Linked DNA regions of Mus musculus: regions 2 and 3 are each linked to region 1. A link is a loop called in an ENCODE intact Hi-C map of the cell type or tissue named here. Cell type or tissue: gastrocnemius. All regions are shown on one strand.

Region 1 (8,000 bases):
GAAGGGAGAGAGAGAAAGAGAGAAATAAAGGAAGCAAAGAGAAGAAAGAAAGAAAGAAAGAAAGAAAGAAAGAAAGAAAGAAAGAAAGAGAGAGAGAGAGAGAGAGAGAGAGAGAGAGAAAGAAAGAAAGAAAGAAAGAAAGAAAGAAAGAAAGAAAGAAGAAAGAAGGAAGGAAGGAAGGAAGGAAGGAAGGAAGGAAGGAAGGAAGGAAGGAAGAAGGAAATTAGCAAGCAGGCACCTTCTGGAGCTATTTAACTAGAACTTTCTATGCTAATGAGATAACGGGAGGAGAACTTTCTATGTAAACTTCTGCAAAGTAAAGAACTTGGTTTCTCAGCTGTAACTGATACATTTTAAGCACTCAGTGACTAGACGTGGCCAGTGTGCACCCAGCCCAACAGCAGGATCCCCCTCTGAAAGAAGTCTGGGTATGCCATATGAAAGTCTGGGTATTAAAATAGACTCCCAAGTTTTTCCAAACATGGACCGAAATGAGGAGTGTTTCTCAGAAGACTTCTGTGAAGCACACACACACACACGCACACACACATACCTGCACACACACACACACACACAAAGCCCATTTTGTGTCAGCTGGAGGGTGTGCCTTCCTCTTTCCATCACGTTCAAACCAATAATTAAACAGGTCCCTTACCCCAACACCTTGAGCAAATTCTCAAGAACACTCCCCTGTTCTGTCCTGGATTTAAGACAAGCTTTCCACAGACAGGACAGTTCCCAAGGACCCTGTGTCTGTTTCCCATGTCAGTTCCTTTTTCCAGTACGTTCACATGGAAATTCCCCTACATAAAGCCTACCTCTATCCCTGCAACCACATTCCCCGAAGCTGTCCCATAAGGCAACTTTCTCCATCTGCTTCTCTTTCTGCAGCCCAAGCCACACAGTAAGACTTCTAAGCTAGCAAGAAAATTGAAAACAAAGTGCAGGTCCAGCTCCAGAGAGACTTTATTTTCCACAAAGCAGAGATTCCAACGATCATTAGTCAAGACCTGAGCACCAATCACTGACTCATGCCCATTTTTATAGTATTTTATAGTTGGGTATTATTATAGTTTGCGTGTAAATAATGTAGGTAATTCATAGGTAAATCTGTGTAAATTCAACTCCCGATTGAAGTTTGAAGAGATTTGTGAGAACAATCCACTTCACCAATCTCAGATTCACCCTACAATGTCTGGCAAATAGATAAGCTTAGAATCCAAGGGAGACCAAATCTGTCAAGTGAAGTTTATTTGGTGGGGTAGGATAAAACTGGAGAAGAGCTGCTTCATTCGTCCAGAGTCTGATGGGCTGAAAAGAGTCTAGCAAGTTGATCTCTCTCAAACAACATCTTTATCCAAAGCTACACAGGGTCAGTGAGTGAAGGGCCCACCTCACAAGCATTCGGATCACACTGGACGATTGACATGGCTGCAACTTCCTGTGATGCCAACATGAGGGGCAGAAGTGGGCGGATCCTGAGGGCTTGATGGACAGCCAATCAACTTGAAGTTGAGGAACAGATTGAATGAGAAACCCTGCCTCAAAAACTAAGGTAGGGGAGGCAAGGAGACCGCTGAGATTTCCATCTGCTCTTGCCAAGGACTTGAGCTTAATTCCTCGCATCCATGAAGAGTCACAATCTCCTACAACTCCAACTTCAAGATACCAAGCGACGTCTTATGATATCTACACATGCACACCCACACACATACGCATGAGCATAAACTAAAACTGAAGTCTTTTTCAAAGTTAAAAAGTAATAATAATAATTTGGGAAGACATCCAGACATCAGTCTCTGGCCTCCGTGGGTGTCCACTTGGGCAAGCACCGGCTCATAGAACGCTTAGAACACAACAATGGCAGAGGGAGAGAGAGAGAGAGAGAGAGAGAGAGAGAGAGAGAGAGAGAGAGAGAGAGAGGGAGAGAGAGGGAGAGAGAGAGAGAGAGCCTGGGATCTCTTTTCTTTGATCTTCATGGTCAGGTTTACTCACTCAGCATCATTGTTCAAACCTGGACTGTTACCAGCCTAGGATTAAACATTGGCAAGTAGCTATCGGTGAACACCATCTGTAATTACCTCCTACAAGACCTGACTATTAACACATCACTTTTCTGAGAATCCTTAACTGTGTTTTGTTAGATACAGGTCACGGTTTTAAAAGGTACCTACACTTTACCCCTAGCGCGACAACAGATGGATTTGCTTTGCTCCTATGCCGGCTTGTTTGTGCAACAAGCACACACTTTTTTATGTTACCTGGCCAGCATCGGCTCCTCTCCATTGCTGGTTCAGTTCCAAAGTGAGCACAACTCCAAGTCTCAAGCCTTGTTCCTAAGGTTGAACTCAAGCCAGATGAACCACATGAGACAAAATAAGACAAAATGAAGCAGGCCTAAGCCAAAAAGATGACTAGACCTATCTCCAATGGCAACCTCAGGATAGGGTTTCCTGTTTCAGCCCAACTCAACATTTTATCTCTTTAAAAACAAAGAAAAGGGAACAGAGCATCACGAAGTCGTGTCTGAGACGGACAGAAGGCAAAAAGATTAACTTGTTAAAAATACAAAAGAAGAAACTGATCTTTGAAAAGGTTCAATTCTACTATGGCAAAATGGAAAATCAGGCTCCGTTGAAGCAGACTCCAGCAAACTATGAAATGAGCTACCTGTATTTGTAGGTTGGTTCAAGGGATCGTACTCTGTGTGTGTGTGTGTGTGTGTGTGTGTGTGTGTGTGTGTGTGTGTGTGTGTTGCCAATGGGTGCTCTTTCAGGGTACAGGAGCTGGGTAGCTACGACAGAGACCATGAAGTTCATAAAACCTGAAAGATTTAGTGTCTGGACCTGTCCAGGAAGTCTGCCGTCCTTTGGTTTAAAGTTACATTTTGCTGAAAACAGCAATTATCAAGTTCCTCAAAGGTCCTGTCTTGAACTCTTTCCTCCTATCTGGTGTGGAGTGGCGCCATCCACGCCTCGGTCAGGATGAGTCTCTGTCCCGTCACTCCTTGCTGTAAGTTCTGAGAACCATTGTTCCCTCGCCGACATTTGGTAAACATATCTTCAGAAACTTGAAAGGAGGTTAAGAACATCTCGGAGGTTGGATTTCAAATTCTGTGTTACTCTGACACTGGGATTCGGCTCGAGCTGGTAGCCGGAGCTGCGACGTGTGTGCCGAGGGCCTCCTCCTAGGGAGGCTGCAGCCTGGTACTTTGTAGCACAGTCGGAGGAGGGAACTGGAAAACCCAGGCGCGATCGCTTCTCCAAGTTTTCACCGTAAATAATCATTTTTTTTTTAATGTTCCAGTAACTTACCCACTAAGAAAGAAAAAGCAGATGATGACACACTGGGTGTGCTCCTACACGCTCATGTGTGGTGTTATACTGCCCTCTGCAGCTTCTAGCGGTTGAGCCGCCCTCTGGCACCTCGGTGACCTCTAGAGAAGTGTGCCTGTCCCACAGTGGAAGAAAAACTTCCCTAGCACGACAGGAAAAGAAAGGTTTAGACCAAAATGTTCCCTGTGGTCAGAGTCGTATCTCTGGCCCCAAACAGTGGCAGTGAATACTAGGAGGGGTCGATGTGCTGTGTCTTCTAGAAACACAACAGTGCCGCTTTAAAACGCATTTGCATTTTACAGTTCTGTAGAATGAGAATTCAACACAGTAATTGGGCCAGGGTGGGGAGGACACAAAAAGAAATAAGAAATTGGGTAAGACACCTCTGTCTGTTGTTTGTACCCAAATTTAACAGAACATGGATAAGACATAAGACCTCAGGATCCCAGGAAAGAAAAACACAGAAACGGGGAGGAAAAAAGGAAGAGAAGGCTGATTGATGGTAGCTGGAATCTAACGGTGTCTACTGAGAGACTTCATCGAGGTCAGATATTCGCTCCAGTGTGTCAGGAATCCAGACGAGGGATTATGAGATGGGGGTGGGGGGAGGGAAGTTGCACTCGATAAGAAAGAAGACCAAAACAGGCTTAGGACAGAAAGAGGACCAGAGGGGAGGGGCGGACATGGAGGAGGGCAGTAAGGGAGGTGAACAGATGAGTCTCATGACGCAGAGGGTGGACAATCCCTGTAAGAACGAGCATCTTTTTCCTGTATCGTTTCTGTAGCGTGTGAATGGTGCTTTGACAGGGTCACCAAGGACACAGAATGCCCTGTAGTTCTGAAGTGATCGAAGAATGAGTCAATAAGTCAACGCCAGTAGACACTCTCCCAATGCATTCCTTCACGACTGCACCAGACATGCGAGCTGTTACTGGACACTGTTTTGTTTTGTTTTTTTAATTGGATATTTTATTTATTTACATTTCAAATGATAGCCCCCTTCCCGGTTTCCCCTCTAAAAACCCCCTATCTCATCTCCCCCTACCCCTGCTTCTATGAGGGCGCTCCCCTACCCAGCCACCCACCCACTCCCGCCTACCCTCCCTAGAATTCCCCTACGTTGGGGCATCGAGCCTTCCCAGGACCAAGGGCTGCCCCTCAGTTACTGGACACTGTTAACAGCCCATCGCCGAGGGCTTTCTGGGCAGTGAGCTACCTAGAGTCATTTCTCAAGTCCTCCCCACACGCCTAAAAGTGGGGCTCTGCGCTCTGAACATGCATCCCTCAGCCTTTCCTGCCTGCGCCAGTAGAGGATTTTTGTGTGAATTCATTATTTCTTAATACACTGAGCAACAGCCTCTGTATATTATAATCCTTCCCATGTGTGAGGCTTGTGCTGGGTGTTTACAGATATTATTTTACAATAACCTTCAAAACTCATCTACCTCACATGTATTATGTACCCGAAAGCAATCTTAGACAGATTGAACATAAAATGTATACATATTGTTTTTCTTTGTTTTGTTTGTTTTGTTTTGTTGAGATAAGGTCTCTGCAACCCAAGTTGGTCTCAACTTTGTTATATAACTGAGGCTAACTTTGAAGCAGGACCCTGTTTCTACCTCACTGCTGCTTGTAGACTATCTCCTAGACTGCAAGCTGAAGAAACTAAATTATGAACCAAACACTTAAAAAAAATTGTCTTGCAACTTTATAACAGCTGATACACTCTAACAATGAGAATATTTTACTTCCATTCACACTCTGATTAGTTGTTTTCGTTCACTGATAATTTCGTTCACAGTATGAATAATTCAAAGTTTAAATGTTCAAGTTGGCCTCAAGGAACTGGAGTGTTAACTTAATCAGCCACTGCTGGCAAAATGTGTTCTTCATTAATGAGGCGGTTCAAGCACAGACTCATGGCTCCTTTAAGCATGATCCCCACGCGTGGGAGGGGAGTAAGCATGATTTTAGTACTTCTTAAGAGCTTATAAGGTGAAGCCTCATGGTGGTGGTAATGCATGCCTTTAATCCCAGCACTTGGGTGGCAGAGGTGGACTGCTGAGTTCAAGACCATCTTGAAGTACCCAGTAATTTCCAGGATAGCCAGGGATACACAGAGAAATCTTGTCTCAAAGTGGGAAAAAAAGTTTTACAAGATGAATTCAACTGCAAGCATTTTACAGTGCAATGTTGCCATCTGGTGGCCAGTGTGAAGTATCTCTATTTATCTAGAGACTTAACTATATTCTTTTTTTTTTTTAATTTTTTTATTAGGTATTTTCTTCATTTACATCTCAAATGCTATCCCGAAAGTCCCCCTACACCCTCCCCCCGCCCTGCTCCCCTACCCACACACTCCCACTTCTTGGCCCTGGCGTTCCCCTGTACTGGGGCATATAAAGTTTGCTAGACCAATGATGGCCAACTAGGCCACCTTCTGCTACATATGCAGCTAGAGACACAAGCTCTGGGGGTACTGGTTAGTTCATATTGTTGTCCCACCTATTGGGTTGCAGATCCCTTCAGCTCTTGGGTACTTTCTCTAGCTCCTCCATTGAGAGCCCTGTGTTCCATCCAATAGCTGACTACGAGCATCCACTTCTGTATTTGCCAAGCACTGGCAAAGCCTCACAGGAGACAGCTATATCAGGGTCCTTTCAGCAAAATCTTGCTGGCGTATGCAATAGTGTCTGCGTTTGGTCGCTGATTATGGGATGGACCCCAGGTGGGGCAGTCTCTCGTCTTAGCTCCAAACCTTGTCTCTGCAACTCCTTCCATGGATACTTTATTCCATATTCTAGGGAGGAATGAAGTATCCACGCGTTGGTCTTCCTTCTTGATTTACTTGTGTTTTGGAAGTTGTTTCTTGGGTATTCTAGGTTTCTGGACTAATATCCACTTATCAATGAGTGCATATCAAGTGACTTCTTTTGTGATTGGGTTAGATCTTTCCGTTAGTGCTATGCGCTCAACCCCTTAGCAGACACGAAGATTTGTAGGTGTGGACAGGATAGACTCTAGCATTCATGCATCTTTACTTCCGAAAATTTTACCCTTCGAAACATGCACGAGGGCAGGGAGACCCTGACCTGCCCCCTCTCAGAGACCTCCACCCTGAATTTCTGGCGGTGCTTCTGACACACTAAGAGGTCACCCTGTTCTCCCTGCTGCCTGTCCTCTTTGTCACCTCATTGCCAGTTCCACTTCGCTCCAACTGCTGTGGAGTTGCTCTTCTATCTGAGGTCTTAAAGAATAATAACAGCAGAACGTTTTACTATTCCATCAGATATCATTTGTATTTGATCAGGTGCCCACCCTATCACGATCCACATCTTCTCAGCAAGAATAATAAGGAAAGGAATTTTAAGCCCGTCGGTAACTTTCTTATCCTAGCTGCCTTTCAAGAACAGCAGATTGTTTTTTTCCAATGTTGGCGCTCCACTGCCACCTTCAGGAAGCTCGAGGTAAGGGCACTTCAGAAACCATTACCCTGCTAGGGTTACCTGGTAACAGGCAACTGAGGAGAGTGGCACTTAGCTTACTGATTTTCACTAAGTCCATGTTTTCTACGTAACTCAATCAAGATATGGGGATGAAAGCAACTAAGACCACATCTGTATTGTAGATACATGTATAATAATATCTAAAGCTTATAAAAGCTTTAGATGGCATACCTACATAATTCCTCTAAATGGTCATGGGAAGAACATACTCGTCCTACACCCTACACCGAGTGGAGCTGGCATTCACGTGGAGCTTTTGATGGGGGTGGGGTTCAGTGTATCGTGTCGCTGCTGATACATTTACACATTTTAAGAATTGCCTCCATAACTCCTATTTACTTTACAGGGGAAGAAACTGAGGTCTTTGGAGGTCACCTGGTTTATAGCCACACATCTAGCAAGGCCTTGTGACACCTGACTTCACAGTCAGTGATTCTTGGCACTGGGCTAATCCTCTCTTTCGAGTAAGTTAGCCGATAACAAGAAAGTACGATGCGGGGCGGTAAGCATTCTGACACCCTGAGTACGTCCAAGAAAAGCTGCTAGGCTTGGCGAATGGAGGTGGTTCCGAGTATAAAGATGCCGTGTTGAAACCTCGTGACCTGAGTTCAGGCCCTGAACCCCATAAGGCAGGGGAGAGAGCAACTTCTAAGAGCTGTGTTCTGAGCTACACAAACTTGCACAGAAGAAAAATAACTAAGTGGGGGAAAAAAGTATTTCAAAGTGCTGAGCTCTGAGAAATCAGGCATCAGTAAGAAAACTTTATTATTTTTTTTTTCTCATTACAGTATGTGCTGATAGGGAGGAGTTGTTTCGCGCTGAGCGCTCTGAGAGATGAAATTAAACTCTGCCTGATCTAAATAAATGTTTGATCTACTCATGTGATGATCTGTGGAGGGCATTCCAGAGAGAAATGAAGAGCTGGTGCAAAAACCCTGAGAGGAAAGGCATCTGGCTGCCTGAAGCACAGACATGACACTCGTGATAGGAAATAGAGAAATGGAGGAGGGAGCTCCAGGTACAAAACACAGAGGGCCAGCCCAGTAAGCCAGACTATAAGAGGGTGGGGGCGGGGTAAATGTTAGATGAGAAGAAAAGCCTTTAGAAGGTGTGAGGTCGGGGCTGGAGAGATGGCTCAGGCTGGAGAGGGGGAGGA
Region 2 (8,000 bases), 1.4 Mb before region 1:
TCTCCTGCCTCCATATTCAATCGATTGATTCTGAGTCCTTCTGTTTTTTCACAAGAATGATTTTTAGAATTATCGTATAATTACATCATTTTCTCTCTTCCCCTTTCTTTCTCCCATCTCCCTCTATGTTTTCCCTCCCACACTGCTCACTTTAAAATTCAGGGTCTTCCTTTCTTTAATTGTTGATATATATATATATATATATATATACATATATATATATATATATATATATACATACATGCACACACACACAAATATATGTGTGTATGTGTATATACATATATATAAGTGTAACACAAATGCTTATTTATATTCTAAGTGTAACACACATGCGTATGTATATGTGTGTGTGTTTCTTCATACACAATATAAACTGCTTAGTCTATATAATGGTACTTGTGTATATAGGGTTTCATGGCTGATCATTTGGTACTGAATCCAATTAATATATGCTTTTTCTTGAGTAAGGCTACTTTTTCCATTCTCAAACATTCCTTAATTGCTTGTAGTTCTGTATCTAGGCTTGCAGCTGTGTGAGCTTTCCCATTTTTTTCTTTTAAAGATTTATTTATTATATGTAAGTACACTGTAGCTGTCTTGAGATACCCCAGAAGAGGGCATCAGATCTCATTACAGATGGTTGTGAGCCACCATGTGGTTGCTGGGATTTGAACTCAAGACCTTTGGAAGAGCAGTCAGTGCTCTTAAATGCTGAGCCATCTCTCCAGCCTGGGCTTTCCCATTTTGATGTCTGTATATTTATTGTGTGAGCAAGAGGATGAAAATGTCCTTGTTCAGGTCGTGTTTAGGTGGCCATGTTGGTGAAACTTATGGTGTAGCTTCTGACCTTCCAAGGAGACACAATGTTACAGCAAATGCCATTTTCTTCTTGCTGTTGCAATCTTTCTGCACTCTCTTCTGCTCTGATCCCTAGCAGTAGTTGTAGTATAAATGTGTCAGTTTTCCTGGGGTCTACAACTATGCATTTTGATTGGCTTTGGTTTTCTGTAGTAGTCTTTGTCTTTAACAAAGGGAAGCTTTCTCATAGAGAGGTGACAGCTACACTTATCTGTGAGTATAAAGACACATCTTGAGAATGTAGTTAGAGAACATGCTGGAACAGTAAAGTGGTAGAGGCAGGTTTTCCTCCAAGAGCTATAACCTCAGGAGCCCTGGATAACTGGCTAAGTTTCCAGTACTAGGCACAGTTTCCATCTTGTTGAATGGGCCTGCAGTCCCATTAGACTGTTAGTTCCCACCAGGGACACATGCCTCTATTGCACTCTTTTTATTCATTTTTTTTTTAAGCCACAAAGTCTGGTTTGTGTTGTGCATAAATTTTTGGCCATGTAGCCTTCCACTGAACTCTGGTAGGCTTATCAGGGGTTATACTCTTAGAGAGAAATGGCTTCCTATCTTCTAGCAGCTAACAATTGCAAATACCTTCTTGGTAAAGGCTGGGGCTTGATGTCCATCTCTTCTTTCCATGTTGGGGTTTGGTCTAGCTTGAACTTGCACAGGTCTTGCACATGCCATCAAAACTGCGGTGAGTTCATATGCTGTGTTCAGAAAACACCAATTCCTCATAGTCACCCATCATCTCTAGTTACCTACACTATTTCCATCCCTCCTTCCACAGTTATCCTTGAGCCTTGAGAGAAGAGGATCGGGGACAGATGTTTCATTTAGTACTGAGAACTCCATAGTATTTTTGTTCTCTGAACTTAGGCACATTGTAGATTTCTGTGTTGATCATCGTATACTGCAAACAATGCTTCTCTGTTGTGGGTTGAGTGATAGATGATAAGTCACCGGGAGTCTCGTCACTGGTGATTTAGAAGAATGGTAGTAGGTTCTCCTGTGGCTTCTCTCATGTGGGTTGAATGATGGATAATAAGTCACTGGGAGTGCAATACAACACCCATTTAGAATAATGGGTAGGCTCTCCTATAGGGCCTGTGTCTGGTCTAGCCACAGACTCTTCATTGGGTAATGGTGCTATCTATGTATGGGTTTCATCTTGTGCAACAGGACTTAAATCCAATCAGAACGTGATTACTTCCATGATGTTTGGAGTTTTACTACAAAAGGGAGACTCAAAAATTATAAATAGATGCTGTGTTTATTGACTTAAATAAAATTATTTCACTTTTCTTTCTTTGATTTATATTTTGCTTCTTGGTTTCTTATTTTTAGTGATGGGAACAGAACCTTGAGAACTAAGATGAGTGAGTAATATGCCACCTAGATTCTAATGAGTGATTGATACACTATGACAAGTGTCACACCCCAGTCAATCATTGTTCCGAGTTATATAACCTTAAGCAGAGAAATCTTAGTTTGTGGTCAGACCGTCATCCTTGTCAATTTTGATATAGTAGATGTGACGGACAGTTCTGTTACTGTGCTATAAAATTTGGGAAGCAGGTATCTCACCTCACCTGCATCAGCTCATTTTATATTAAAGTGTAGGTGACAGGCACCTCCTCTGGCATAGGTGAAGAGGAATGTCAGTTACAGGCAGTTCCTCTGGCATAGGTCAGCAGGGATGTCAGTTACAGGCAGTTCCTCTGGCATAGGTCAACAGGGATGTCAGTTACAGGCAGTTCCTCTGGCATAGGTCAACAGGGATGTCAGTTACAATTACTTCTCTAGCATAGCTCACCATGAATGTTAGCCAGATGCACCTTCTCTGGCATAGGTGAGCACAATTTCCAGAATTAGAATTTTAAGACTTATCTCAGGTTTTATTTCTCCATTGACAAACCTGAAGGGTTAGGAAGCTTTTCAAATTTTTCTCACGGTCAAAACAGTGACACTTGTCCTCTACACAGCCATAGTTGCTCCCTGACCTTGAAATTAACTAAACAAAAAGGAGATGAAATAGTTTGAAAACTTGTTTAGATGAGTATGAATGCCTGGGTTGCTGTTGCTGGACAAGGAAATGGGATAGACAGATGATGAATCACATGACTCAAAAACACATGTAAGGAGATTTCACTCCATGCTACTGGAGAATGGAAGTGAACAGAGTCCATACAGGTACAAAAAAAATTATACAGTTAATGTGAAGAATGTACTTAGCTAATTCAGACAGATGCAGATATCCACGGCCAAACAGTGGATGGAGCTTGGGGACTCTTGTGGAAGAAACAGAAGCAGGATTTAAGCCTCTAAGGGGGTAGGAATTCCACAGGAAGACCAACAGAGTCAACTTACCTGGATCCTTGAGGCTCTCAGAGACTGAACCACCAACCAAAGAAATTGCAAGAGGTAGACGTAGGCCTCCTGCACATATGTAGCATGTGGGTCCTAATTAACTGTCCCAAAAGCTGTTGTCTGTACGAGGGTTATGTTCTTCTAGTTGTGCTGCCTTGTCTGGCCTCAGTAGGAGAGGATATGTCTAGCCTCATGGAGACTTAGTATGGGGGCATACCTAGGGAGACCCCCACCTCCTCAGTGGAGAAGGAGATGGGGGTGTGGATTATGGGAGCAGGTGACCACGAGGGGAACAGTGAGTGGCTTGTAAAGTGAATAAATAACAACAACAACAGCATCAGCAACAACAACAACATCAACAACCACATGAAATACTCTCTCAAGCATGCACATACATACAGAGACCAGATTTCCAGTTCTCAATTTCGCTGTTATGTAATAACAAGACCACCCAAAAGGTGGCACTAAAAAACAGTTATTATGTGACTCTTAGGAAAGTTTAGTGAGGGAGAAAAGCATTCGGATCAGTTGCTGGCCTTTTTTACTTCCTAATTTCAAAAACTTTAATTTGTCTTCTCAGCAAACTTTTAAACATTAAACAGCAGCTGTCCTAGACCCTAGCTTCTATTTCAACTCAACACAAAGCCTTGGAAATTAATTTGTGTATAGTTAGTGTGACAACTTCTAGCTTACATGACTAGTACATGTACATAATTTAAAAGATTCATCAGAAACCTCACCCATTACCAAATAGTACTAACAAAATTTTTATCTTGGATTTTGATAAAACAGATACTATTATCTGAATGCAAACGCATACCACTTTATGTCTCAGGATTATAGGAAATGCTAATAAAAATGTCTCATTGGACACATACATATTTATACTATGTTAGATCAATTTTATGTATTAACTGTATATATGTATATGTATGAAATTATAACTTCTGTGTAATTAAACTTGCCATCGTATAGGTACATTAAGAATGTGTCATGGCTGGTTGATATCCTTGGGAGGTCTCCCCTTTTCTGAAGAAAAAAGGGAGGGTGAGTAGATGGGGGAGGAGAGATAGAGGGTGACTTAATCAGGGTTTCTATTCTTGCACAAACATCACGACCAAGAAGCAAGTTGGGGAGGAAAGGGTTTATTCGGCTTACACTTCCATACTGCTGTTCATCACCAAGGGAAGTCAGGACTGGAACTCAAACAGGTCAGGAAGCAGGAGCTGATGCAGAGGCCATGGTGGGATGTTACTTACTGGCTTGCTTTCTTATAGAAGCCAAGATGACCAGCCCAGGGACGTCACCACCCACAATGGGCCCTCCCACCCTTGATCACTAATTGAGAAAATGCCTTACAGCTGGATCTCATGGAGGCATTTCCTCAAGGGAGGCTCCTTTCTTTGTGATAACTCCAGCTTGTGTCAAGTTGATACACAAAACCAGCCAGAACAGGGGGGAAAGTACTGGGAGGAGAGGAAGGAGGGGAAGCTGTGGTCAGGATATAAATAAAGTAAGTAAGTATAGAAAGAATATGTGCATTACACATGCATATACATGATTACACATGCGACTTCTTTCTTTCTTTCCCTCTTCACTTGGTTCTACTTTTTTCATTCAAATGGGAGGAGTCAATAAGCAAATACACAAAAATGTATATATTTCAGAATGTGATTAGTAGCTACAAATAACTTAAATACAAAAAAAAATAGAGACATAAACATTATCCTAGTTTTAAGGAAACCAGCAAACACACTCAGCAAATGAATTTTAGAAGCTATATAGTTTTGCTATGCTATCCCCAGTGACCATGGCATGGGAAGAAAGAAAGAAAAATGGGAACCATTCATGGAACATTCATATTTCTTATGAGAAGTGACATTACATAATCTTCCCCATCGCAGGTGGGTCACATAATGCATAGCAAGAGACAGAGTTCTTCCTGAATTTCTTAGCATCACTACATCACTATAAAGACACACACACACACACACACACACACACACACACACACACTCACTCACTCACTGCCCATAGCTAAAAATCACATAAGGAAATAAAAATTATGGTCCATGGTTCAACTTACATTTCTCCTTTCAGAACATTGGGAAGTCTCATTAGAAGCTTCTTTTCAATGAGTTACCATTTACTGATGACATACACGAACTAATAAAGATGTCCTAGATCAAATCTGATGTAACAAAGTAAAATTATTGCTAGCATCCAGAAAGCAATGAAAAGTGGGTAATTGTCATGGTCCGGTTTTCTTAGTTTCTTCAAGCAACTATAATAAACATACCATTAATGGATTATTTTATATATAAGAGAAATCTATTTCTGTAAGACAGAAAGTTGAAAATTAAGATGAAGATGTATTTCATGCCTAGTAAGGACTTGATGTCTTTTGACAAACATCCTGGAAGATGGACTTCTCCTGTACTTCATGTTCTATTGTGGGAGTATACACAAGACTGTTTCAGAGTGTGCTAGTAGGTCGTTGTTAGAGAGACTACTTAGAGGGGATAAAGGAAAGGAAAAAGATGTTGTAACTATATTGTAACTTCACAAAAGCAGCATTTGTAAGCAGGAGGAGGCTTGCTTTTCTTCCCTGTCATTTCTTCTCTGTGTGGAAGACTCCTTTGATGCCAGACTCTCAGCTGCCCTCACTACTGCACTTAGTCATACACAGCTGAAGTCACTGGGAAGGTTCATGTCATAGATAAGTTTGCAAAGACCATCTGGGCAAGAGGACCCGACATCATCTGCCTCTGCTAACCGCTGAAGATAAGTTCAGAAAGGATGATATCAAATGTCTGTCTTCTCCCACACATGATTGTTGCTGTTTTTTGTTACAAGTGTTAATGAGACCACGTTTCCATGCTGTGACATACCCTCCCTTTGACTCTATCCTAGTTGCAAAAGCCTGGCCGTTCTGTGGTTGCTTGCTCAGCATTTCTATCATTTCTAGCAGTCATGGATGCCGAGATTGTCAGCAAATGCAGTATATCATTTCAGACATCCTTGGTCTGCTTTACTTCACCCCTTTCCTTAAATTATTTCTGTTGGACTAGCTCAGGAATTGTCATATTAAGTGTTATAGCACAAAAAAAATTCCACAGCCGTAAGAGCATCTGTAGCTTTGTAGTGTTTCTAGTGGAGATCAGAGGTTGAGTCAATAGAAAGTTTATAGGAACCTGAGACTTGTTTGCTCATCAGCATTAATTCTTTACGCAACTCAAGGTCAATGGTCCTAGAGAATCTTGAAACTCTATAATGTCTAATCAATACGGATATTTCTGGTGTGTTTGTAATTAGAATGTTTTAACATATATTCAGTGTGTGTGTATGTGTAGGTGTGTGTACATTTGCATGCTTTTTATTCGTGTATGGGTGGTTTCATGTGATGTACCACATTTGCCAACAATCTCTACATTCAAGATTAATAGAGATAGTAGGTCACAGGTCAATCTCAGGTTCTATTCACCTTTCTTTTTCTTTTTCTCTTATTTCCTTCCTTCCTCCCTCCCTCCCTCCCTCACCCCCTCTCTTTCTTTCTTTCTTTCTTTCTTTCTTTCTTTCTTTCTTTCTTTCTTTCTTTCTTTCTTTCTTCCTTCCTTCCTTCCTTCCTTCCTTCCTTCCTTCCTTCCTTCCTTCCTTTTTTGAGACAAGCTCTTTCACTAGCCATAAGCTTGCCAATTAGGTGAGGCGGGCCAGTCAGTGAGTCCCAGAAATCTACCTGTTTCCTCCTCTACACTATCCCACAGCAGGGATCATAAGCATTCACCATCACTTCTATCTTTCTTGTTGACATTTTGTATTTATTGGATTTCATTTTTTCCTCATATATTTTGATCATATGCTTTCCTGCTTTCTTTTTGCCCAGCTCTCCCCGAATATTCCCCATCTTCCTTTTACCCAACTTCATATTCTCTACCCCTCGAAAAGAAACAAATAAAGGAAATAAGAAGAAAAATGCTGAACCAACCAAAAAATCACAAAAACCCATAGATCCATTTTATGTGAACCAGCTACTCCTGATCTTGGGGCTTCCCCTGGAGTGTGGCTGCCCTGGAATGACTCAGTGCAACTCTATTGAAGAATACTGATTTTCCCTTTCAGAGCCTGCATCAGTTGCAAATAGCTTCTTAGTTAGGGTTGAGATAGATCACCCCTAGGTTCTGTGATCTATCTAGTTTCAGGTTCTTGGCCATTTTGGCAGTGTCCGGTATAAGTTGCATCTCATGAAGTGGGCCTTAAGTCCACTAACAAAGTGTTGGTCACTCACATAACATTTGTGCCACTATTACACCAGTATATCCTACAGACAAGTGGCGATTGTAGGGGCTCATTTGGCCAATGAATCAACAGGATGTAACCCATTCCTGGTATTGGAATTTCTATTCATTAGCATAAGATAACTAGTCTGGTCATTGTTTTCTCCGTTATAGAAAAAGTCCGTTTAAATTACTTTCATATACGTATATAGCTTAGGAAGCTTCTATGGTAGTAGATTTTTATAGGATTTTATCTTTTATTATATAATATATTATATAATTATCAATTACACTTATATTAATTATATAATTATATAAATCATTTAATTATATGATATTAATTTATATTATTACTAAATAATTATATTTAATTATATATCATTATAAATAATTATAACTAAATAGTATAATTATATTAATTATAATATATAATAATTATGTAATTATAAAAAGATAATATATTATCTTTTACATCTATAGTCTTTTATTCTGTCTATATGGTGG
Region 3 (8,000 bases), 600 kb before region 1:
AATTATAAACAAGTTTATAAAATAATGTAGTAAATTTAATAAGTTATAAAAAACATTAGATATGTTTAGGACTTGTAAGGTGTCTTTCAAATGAGGGCTCAACACCCTCCTGAACTGAGGAAATATTAGTGTTCTACCAGACTCCATACTTCAAACAAGTCCTTGTGCCAACCTGTATGCTACACAGTAAGCTTCTTTCTACCTGCCAACCTGCAGTATGCCATGTCTTCATGAATTATTAAATAGTCTTGATGTGTTCAACTTGTTTTCTAGACTGTAATCTCAAGGTTACTTCTTATATTGGTGTTTTAAAATTATTAAATCATAAAAATTCAATATTCAGAAAAGTAGAACCAAACTTGATTATTCCAAAATCAATTACTTAAGTATAGTAGTGCTGTGTTTGGAAAAAAATACCTTTCCCTTTGTAACTTGACTTTAGAAAACCTTTTTTGATGTAAGCAAAGGTTGTATAAAGATGGGAAATTATGATTTCATTATCCAGAAAATTATGAGCAGTGCATGTGTGTGTGTGTATGTATGTGTGTGTTTCTTCACTTAGCGTGTTTAGTTGTCTATTTTTGTAGAGTGAAGCCTTATGAGCTTCCCTCTCCTTATGTTAGCATGCTTATTAGTGTTGCTAGCATATATATCAGTTCATGTTCAGACAGACATATTGGTCTTCATAGGTATAACTTCTGATATTTCTAGAAAGCACAGTGTCAAAGCCAACTTCTGATTCCTCTTCCCATACCCTAGCATGCTATTGTGATCAATTCCTCTTCCCAATACCCTAGCATATTATTGTGATCAATTAAGTAGCTCCTCAAGAATGATCAACTTTTCAAATACAACCTGAACAAGAAAAGCAAAGGAACTTTGATAAAAATATGTATCTAACTACATGACGTTTCTAAAGATGTAGCCCTTCCAGATCACTATTGCATGGAGAAAAAAATGCCAATTTTCTTAGAATGAACTCTATGAACTTATATCATCCATACAGCAAAACACCCCTTCAATCGATGAGCTTGGAATCCACCAGGGACCTTACTTCACATTGGTTAAACTTCGAGAGCTTCCTTCATTCAATGTGTTGTGATCATAACTATTTTCCCCCAAATGATTCCCCCTCCCTTTCCACCTTATTTGGCACCTCCTTGTTTACCATCAAGGCCAACTTGATACCCGAAAATTCTTGGATGTTCGGTCTTCCATTGGAGAGTGGTCAATTTGTCAGTGGGTTATACTTATAGAGAAAACTGGCCTAACCTTTCCCAGCAACTAAGAATTACCAATAGATCCTCTGTTGCCTTGAGCCTTTGGAAGAGGTAATGGATATATGTTCTCTTTACAGATGGACATTCTGAATTCTCTTTTCTTCTGTACTTTGACCATTGTGGGTCTCTGTCTTGATTTTCTTCTACTAGAATTAGGAGTTTCTCCATTGTTGATTCAATAATGCCTTAATCTACTATTATAATGATAGGTCATTAATAGTTGTTTTAATACTATATCCGCTACCATAATGTTAGTAGAGTCATGCCTTCTCTCCTTGTATTTTATTAAAATATATTATTTGTTTACAATTTTATTGTAAATTCCACAAATGTATGCAATACATTTTGATCACACAAAATTGTTTTGTTAATACAAAGTTGTTGTGCATAAAACCCAGTATGGCATAAAATCCATCTTCTTATAGTCTTTACTGTATAGTCTTTCTCTCTTACACAATGTTCATTGGGCCTCTGAGTGGGTATAGACATCCCAGTTATGAATAATCCTTTAACCATCATTTATTTTCAGCACTCTGGCCAGTTATGGGTCTTTGCTGCTAATCATTACCCACTGAAAATACATCACCTTATCCAAAGATGATGGCAGCACTAATCTCTGGGAATAAACATAATTATTTAGAATGATATTTGGAGGGGAAAATCATGTCCACTTAGCACAAAAACAACAGCAGTTTTGTTTTGTTTTGTTTTGTTTTTTCTACTATAGACTATAAGCTCTTTAGCTTAGATAGAAATTTCCCCAGCTGCCTTTATAGCATCCTTTGGTACTATGATGGGCTAGCCAAAGAGGAAGAAATTTCCAGCTCAGATCCAGCCTGTGTTCTCTATATCCTATGACAAATGCACGTGATGTCTAGAACAAGAGGGTGTTAGTATGTGTTTCCAGTGATCAGCCACAACAGTAGCCATTGCTGGTATTGTCCTGAGGTTCTCTGGGGCTTCCCCATGCAAAACTTATAAACTTATAGTTTCAATAGTAAACTATGGCTTCAAAACTTTGGACTCAAGAAAAAGCCACAAGAAAACCTGACCCTTGGTAAGCTAATTACAACGTAATATTAAAAAGCAATATACCCTATATGGTTAGATGAATCTGGTATGCAGCACAGCTTAACAAACACTTCCTAACACATAACAAGTGAGTCAAACTTCCTTTTTATCCTTTGAAGTTATGTTCAAAGATCCTCCTTGTCTAGAGTCTCATTTTCTTTCTTCCTGAAGAACTAGCAATCTTTTAGGACTAACCTTACATTTCATTTTGTTTATAAGTTCACATTCCATTGCTAAATTCTGTTTTCTAATCTACTTCCATAACTATGTCATACAGCAGTTTCATCATGATGGAAGCATAATTGAAGCAATTAATATGATTGGCTGAACACCTACAATATGTCAAGAACTCTTCCAAATGACCTATGTCCAGTGCTTCACTGAATTTTCACAATCACTCCATTTTAGTTGTTCACAGTTAACTCAGAGAACTTAAGTGTTATACCAGATTTACTCATTTAGCACATGGCCAACACAATTTTTCATCCAAATGCTTCCTGGGTCCAAATCTTTAAAAATAATTCTAGGACACCTTCATTCTAGTTGTTTGAATTCCGTTTCTTACCATATAATACTACATTTCTATATTTGGAAAACTTTCAGATTGTTTTAACTCCAGAATCTGCATTTTTCATGTTTTTGAAATAGCTTTTTGTAACCTTGAAGATGAGTCTTTTATATTTGCCAAAAGTGTTTGCAAACATCAAATATAACATGAGACAAAGCATTACTGTTCTGCACCTTTAATAGCAACCAGACATTTCCCCAGACTACCTTAAATGTTGAAGTTACAGAACTGGTCATGATTAATGTAATAAGCAGCCAAGATGGTTTACTTTATGATCTCTGCATGACATCTAGTGGTTGGAGTTGGAATATTTACGGAAATGATCTTGTGCCAGAAAGTCCATGTTAGTTGAGAGTCCTCAGTCTCAACATAAAAGGAAGAGTGACACACAGCTCTCTCACTTCTGAAGTCTGGAAAGAGGGAACTCTTGATCATTTATATTTCTCACTCCATGTGTCAGAGCACAGCAATCTGTCTTTGTGTTAAGCAATCGCTGCTCACTGGGGCTTGTGAAACTTTATTTGCCTGTAGTTAGTACTCACTTCTGATGGCTGTGACTCTGGTAATCATTATCACATGCAAAAATGAACAAATCCTTTTGGTTCTGTTTCTTCGACTCTGTGCCACAACAAACCCTCTGTGGCTACAAAGAAGCTTTATATAACCTGCATGCACACAATAACATCACTGGCTTTATTGTTTTAGATTTTTAAAAAAGTGTTATGTACATCTGTTTTGATCTTTCTAAAATGTTATAAACAAGCAATTTCTAGATTTTGAGTCATAAGCATGCCCTTTGTTTTTCATCCTCTGATATAAGATTTGGAAAGAGCTTCCAGTAACTTTGAGTCAGCTTACATGACTGACAATACAAAGTGGCACATGACATGCTTGTGTCCAAGTGATTGGCACACCAGAGCTGGGAGAAGCAGGCAAGGACCTGAAGTCCAACAGTCAAAGACAAGGTCCCAGAGAATGAGTGACTGGAAACAAGCTGTTGCCCTTGAACCTGTGTTCCTACAGAGGGATCTGAGGCTGCCCATCACACCATCTTCTAGTTCCTTCGTCCATAAAACAGAATGTCATTTACCTCAGTTTCATGTGATGAAAACCACCCTAGCATGTGTAAAATTAAGAGTCATTCTAATTAGAAATAGAGAAAGAAGTATTCAGATCAAAAACTGTCCCTGGGTATTCACAAATGGATGCAGGCCAACAGAGAAAATACGTGACAACCAGAGCAGAGAAAATACGTCACAACATGCCGCAGAGAATCTGAAAAGCACTCATAGGTGTTTTCTGTGAAGTCTGGAAATTATCATAAACACTACTTTTTAGAATTTTTCCATCAGAGTTTTTATCTAGAGTTTTGAAAACATTGTTTATGTAATATGTGTGACCTAGTGAATATATATATATATATATATATATATATATATATATATATATATATATATATATGTATATACACACTATCTGTTTGCAGGAGTCTTTGAGGGGAGAGGGGAACCTTGGATCCTCTAGAGTCAGAGTTGGCATAGGTGCTAGGTACCAAATCCAACTGGGTCCTCTGCAGGCGTTTAAGTGCTCATAAGTTCTGAGCCATCTCTCCAGTCCCCTAACTGAGCTTGGAAGTTCATGTGATTTATTATCCTTATTTTCTTTGTGATTGTATGTGGAGCACATGCCTTAACACACACGAAGAGGTCAGAGGACAGCTTGTTGAGTTGGGTCTCTCTTCTTCCCACCCTGTGAGCCCCTGGCATCAAAGTCAAGTTATCAGTCTTGGCAGCAAGAACCATCTCACTATGCCTAAACACCATCTTTTAATGTTCTGTTATTCCTAAATATTCTTTTTTACTGTGACATAAGCAAAATTATGCATTATGTTTCTCAAATTCAGGGTTTTTTTCACTATAAACAAAAACCAACACTATGATAGTACTAGAAACATGTTAACTTTGCAATGGGAAACATATATACAATAATTATTTAGTACTTCAAAGTCTATTGCTAGAGATTATGGTATCAGCAAACATGAAATTCACCTCTGGGATAAAGAGTAAAAGAAGCAATCCCTCTGCAGAGGCTCAAAGAAGACTTTTGTTGAAGAGGTGAGTTTCCCATGCATGGTCTTTGAAGTGGGTTCTTGTTAAATCTAGGGACCTCGTGATGAATGAACTAGAAGAGAGACTGCTGACAGATCAGAATACTACAGTGGTGGTTTTGTCCTTTGGTTTGAGAAAGTTGATGATTATTAAGCTCCCTGCCTAACAGGCTTTGTTCCTAACCCAAGATTCTCCACCCTAAAGAGACAAATAGTAAAGGCATTTGAGGTTGCCACTTAAATAGACTCTCTCCTAGCCTTCCATGTGTGGTGCTTTTTTTTTTTTTTACCCCGATAATGTATATTTTAGTCACTGAAATTACTTATGGGAATGGATCTGGTGTTTCTGCAGGTTTGAACATAAAAGAATAGACAGGCAAACAGATGGAATCACATATGGGTGTTCATGGATCCGATTCAGGAGGGCTCAACTTTTGCCTTCTTGGGATTATTTAGTTTTAAAAGGCAGTCTCTGCCTGCCTCTCTGTTATTTATCAGCATGAGATAGCTGACCGATTTAAGTGCTGATCTTAAGCAAGGTTGGCACGTCCACCCTTGATATTTAACAGACCTGAACTGAACAAAGCACACACAGTTTGACTCATTTTAAATACTTGGTCACTTTTTAACTCCATGTAAACTCTTTGGTTAAACCTTATTTCAAACGGTGAAATAATCATAGCCTTCATGCGCTGTCTGGTTTAGGACAGGTTTTTTTTTTCCCCTGATGGGATGGAGTGATGGCTTTGTGGTTAAGAACTCTGGCTACTCTTCCAGATGACTTCAGTTCAATCCCTAGCACCTACAAGTTAATAAACAACTATCCGTAACTCCAGTCTCAGATGATCCAGTGTCCTCTTCTTGCCTTCAGAGGCACATATGTAGGCTAAACGCACATCACTCACAAATAAATAAATAAATAAATAAATAAATAAATAAATAAAATCTTGAAAAGCATACAGATTACTCTAAGAGTGAAACACATCTGCGATTAATGAATTATCCACTTAGTTGAAATGTGTAATGTAATCTTAAATTTAAGCTAATTATGCAATTATAGAATGTGGACTTGGTCTCTATGCTTCTTGAAAATTTTATCACTTCTTCCTTTCTTTGATTGCTACTTTGTAAAAACTCTTCATTCTCTTCAGTAGCTAGGAAGAGATTTGTAAGCATCCAGTAGCAGCTAACTGCGAGCAATGCCATCAACCTTTGTAGCTTCCTAATCTTTAAAATTAGCTGTCGCTGGGCGGTGGTGGCGCACTCCTTTAATCCCAGCAGTTGGGAGGCAGAGGCAGGTGGATTTCTGAGTTCGAGGCCAGCCTGGTCTACAGAGTGAGTTCCAGGACAGCCAGGGCTACAGAGAAACCCTGTCTCAAAAAAAGAAAAAAAAATTAGCTGTCATAAATTGTTAGTCATACCAGCCAAGCAAAATGTTTTTGTTATCCTCTTTGCTTATTCTCTGTTTCTTGATACTGTATCTTATAAAGTTTACTTTAGTATCTGCTCCATTTCTCTACTATGTTAACCATAAAACCTTTATTTAAAATATGTTATATAGTAAAGTTTAAATCTCTAGCATTTTAATAATGAGTAAATTTTGATAACACTGAAACTAGAGTTTCATGAAAACTATTATTTCATAAAAGCCAAATTACACACATCCCAATGTGTTGCACACACTGATGAGAAGAGTGCCCTGAACTAGTGTATACCTTTAGCATGTTTGACATTGAGGACTTGATCTTGGACATGATGAGCTATCATTAGCTGTATGAGGAGGAGGAACTGTAGAGACTGCTTGGCAGTTAAGAATGCACTGTGCTTTCAGAGGATTTGGGTTTGGTTCCCAGCACCCAAGTCAAGAAGCTCACAACTGCCTATAAGTCATGTTCCAGGAAATCCTTTACCATCGTCTGCCTTTAATGGGTGCTGCATTCACATACCCAACTTACTCCCACAAACATGTAAATACACATAATTAAAACAAAGTCTCTAAAAATATCTAGTGATGTCTATACGAAGTGGAGAAAGGAAACTCTTCTGTGTATCAAAGCGCATCTTGTGCTGTGGGGGAACTCCGTGTATTAGGTTCCCAGGAGTTACTCTGAATATCTACACATGATGTGTTCAGGCCTGCTAAATAAAACTTCCAACAAGCCAAGCATTAAAAGGTTCAATATTGGTGCCCATGTTTCCAGAATATTAAATATTCAAGGATTAAGATATAACATGAACTCTCTACACTACAGGTTCAATTTCTACTGCACATGTATGAAGCCCCAACCACACAAGTACAGCTCCATCTTATCCAATGAGGTAGCAAAAAAGATCCACATTTAATGGCCTATGCCACCCTTTTCTTAGACTTGACTGACCTTAGGAGCCCATAGTATGGAGACCAGTGGCTTCTTTTCATTTCCCTGGCTCCCTACATCTCTTCTGCATAAGCCACTCTTAAGTAAGTCACAGGCTAATGTATGTGAAGAATGAAGTATACACTTATAAGTAGGGGACACTGACAAGACAGGGTCATATTTCCTTCCAATTCATGATTTGAAAGATTATCTGAGACCTCTCAACAAATATTCTTTGAAGCAGACCATTAGAATGCAGCCTATCTGTACCTCTTCTTTGAGTTTGTTTGTTTGCTTGGTTTAAGGTAATATTTTTGGTCAAATCTATTTTAGAGTAACATAAGCCAGTATGTTGTACCCCTGAGAAATATGTCAGTTTCATTAAAAAAAAAACATATATATGGCTTGCTTTATCCTTGCCCAGAAACTCACAATATACTCAGGGTCTCTAAAAATCAGCAGTCAAATCAAAGCTCCAAACATTGGAGTCTTTCTTTCACTTTTTTTGAAATCCCCCTTACTAATTAATTAAAGCTACTGGGAAAATTCCATTTTTCTTTTGTTCACATGTGGAGATGGAAGAGGAGGATGACCAGCAAACTATATTTCTTCAGAGT

Evidence for each region. A loop is a pair of places that touch in the nucleus more often than their neighbours do. Peaks named below come from ENCODE experiments on the same cell type or tissue, not always from the same donor. Only the 100,000 strongest peaks of a DNase experiment are listed, where the experiment ranks them.
Region 2: it touches region 1 in a loop (4-fold over the local background); 38 of 42 quality-filtered maps call a loop at or near these places.
Region 3: it touches region 1 in a loop (8-fold over the local background); 18 of 42 quality-filtered maps call a loop at or near these places.

The regions. Positions count from the first base shown.
Region 1 is chr16:87,243,313-87,251,312 of GRCm38, forward strand. It overlaps Gm41484 (a long non-coding RNA gene), which reads right to left and starts at 3,381. Exons shown (of 3, transcript XR_876207.2): 1 at 2,262-3,381. In gastrocnemius, CTCF peaks have their summits at 3,402 (motif pointing left), 5,542 (motif pointing left) and 6,798 (motif pointing left); DNase peaks (open chromatin) are centred at 1,503, 2,274, 3,388, 5,532 and 1 more place; H3K4me3 peaks cover 693 bases; H3K27ac peaks cover 1,519 bases.
Region 2 is chr16:85,816,604-85,824,603 of GRCm38, forward strand. It overlaps 4930556C24Rik (RIKEN cDNA 4930556C24 gene), which reads left to right and starts at 2,608. Exons shown (of 4, transcript NR_040506.1): 1 at 2,608-2,704. In gastrocnemius, a CTCF peak has its summit at 3,671 (motif pointing right); no DNase peak of the experiment used is centred here.
Region 3 is chr16:86,641,814-86,649,813 of GRCm38, forward strand. No RefSeq gene overlaps it. Among named protein-coding and RNA genes, the nearest start is that of Gm32461, 160 kb to the right of the region's middle. In gastrocnemius, a CTCF peak has its summit at 3,217; no DNase peak of the experiment used is centred here; H3K27ac peaks cover 708 bases.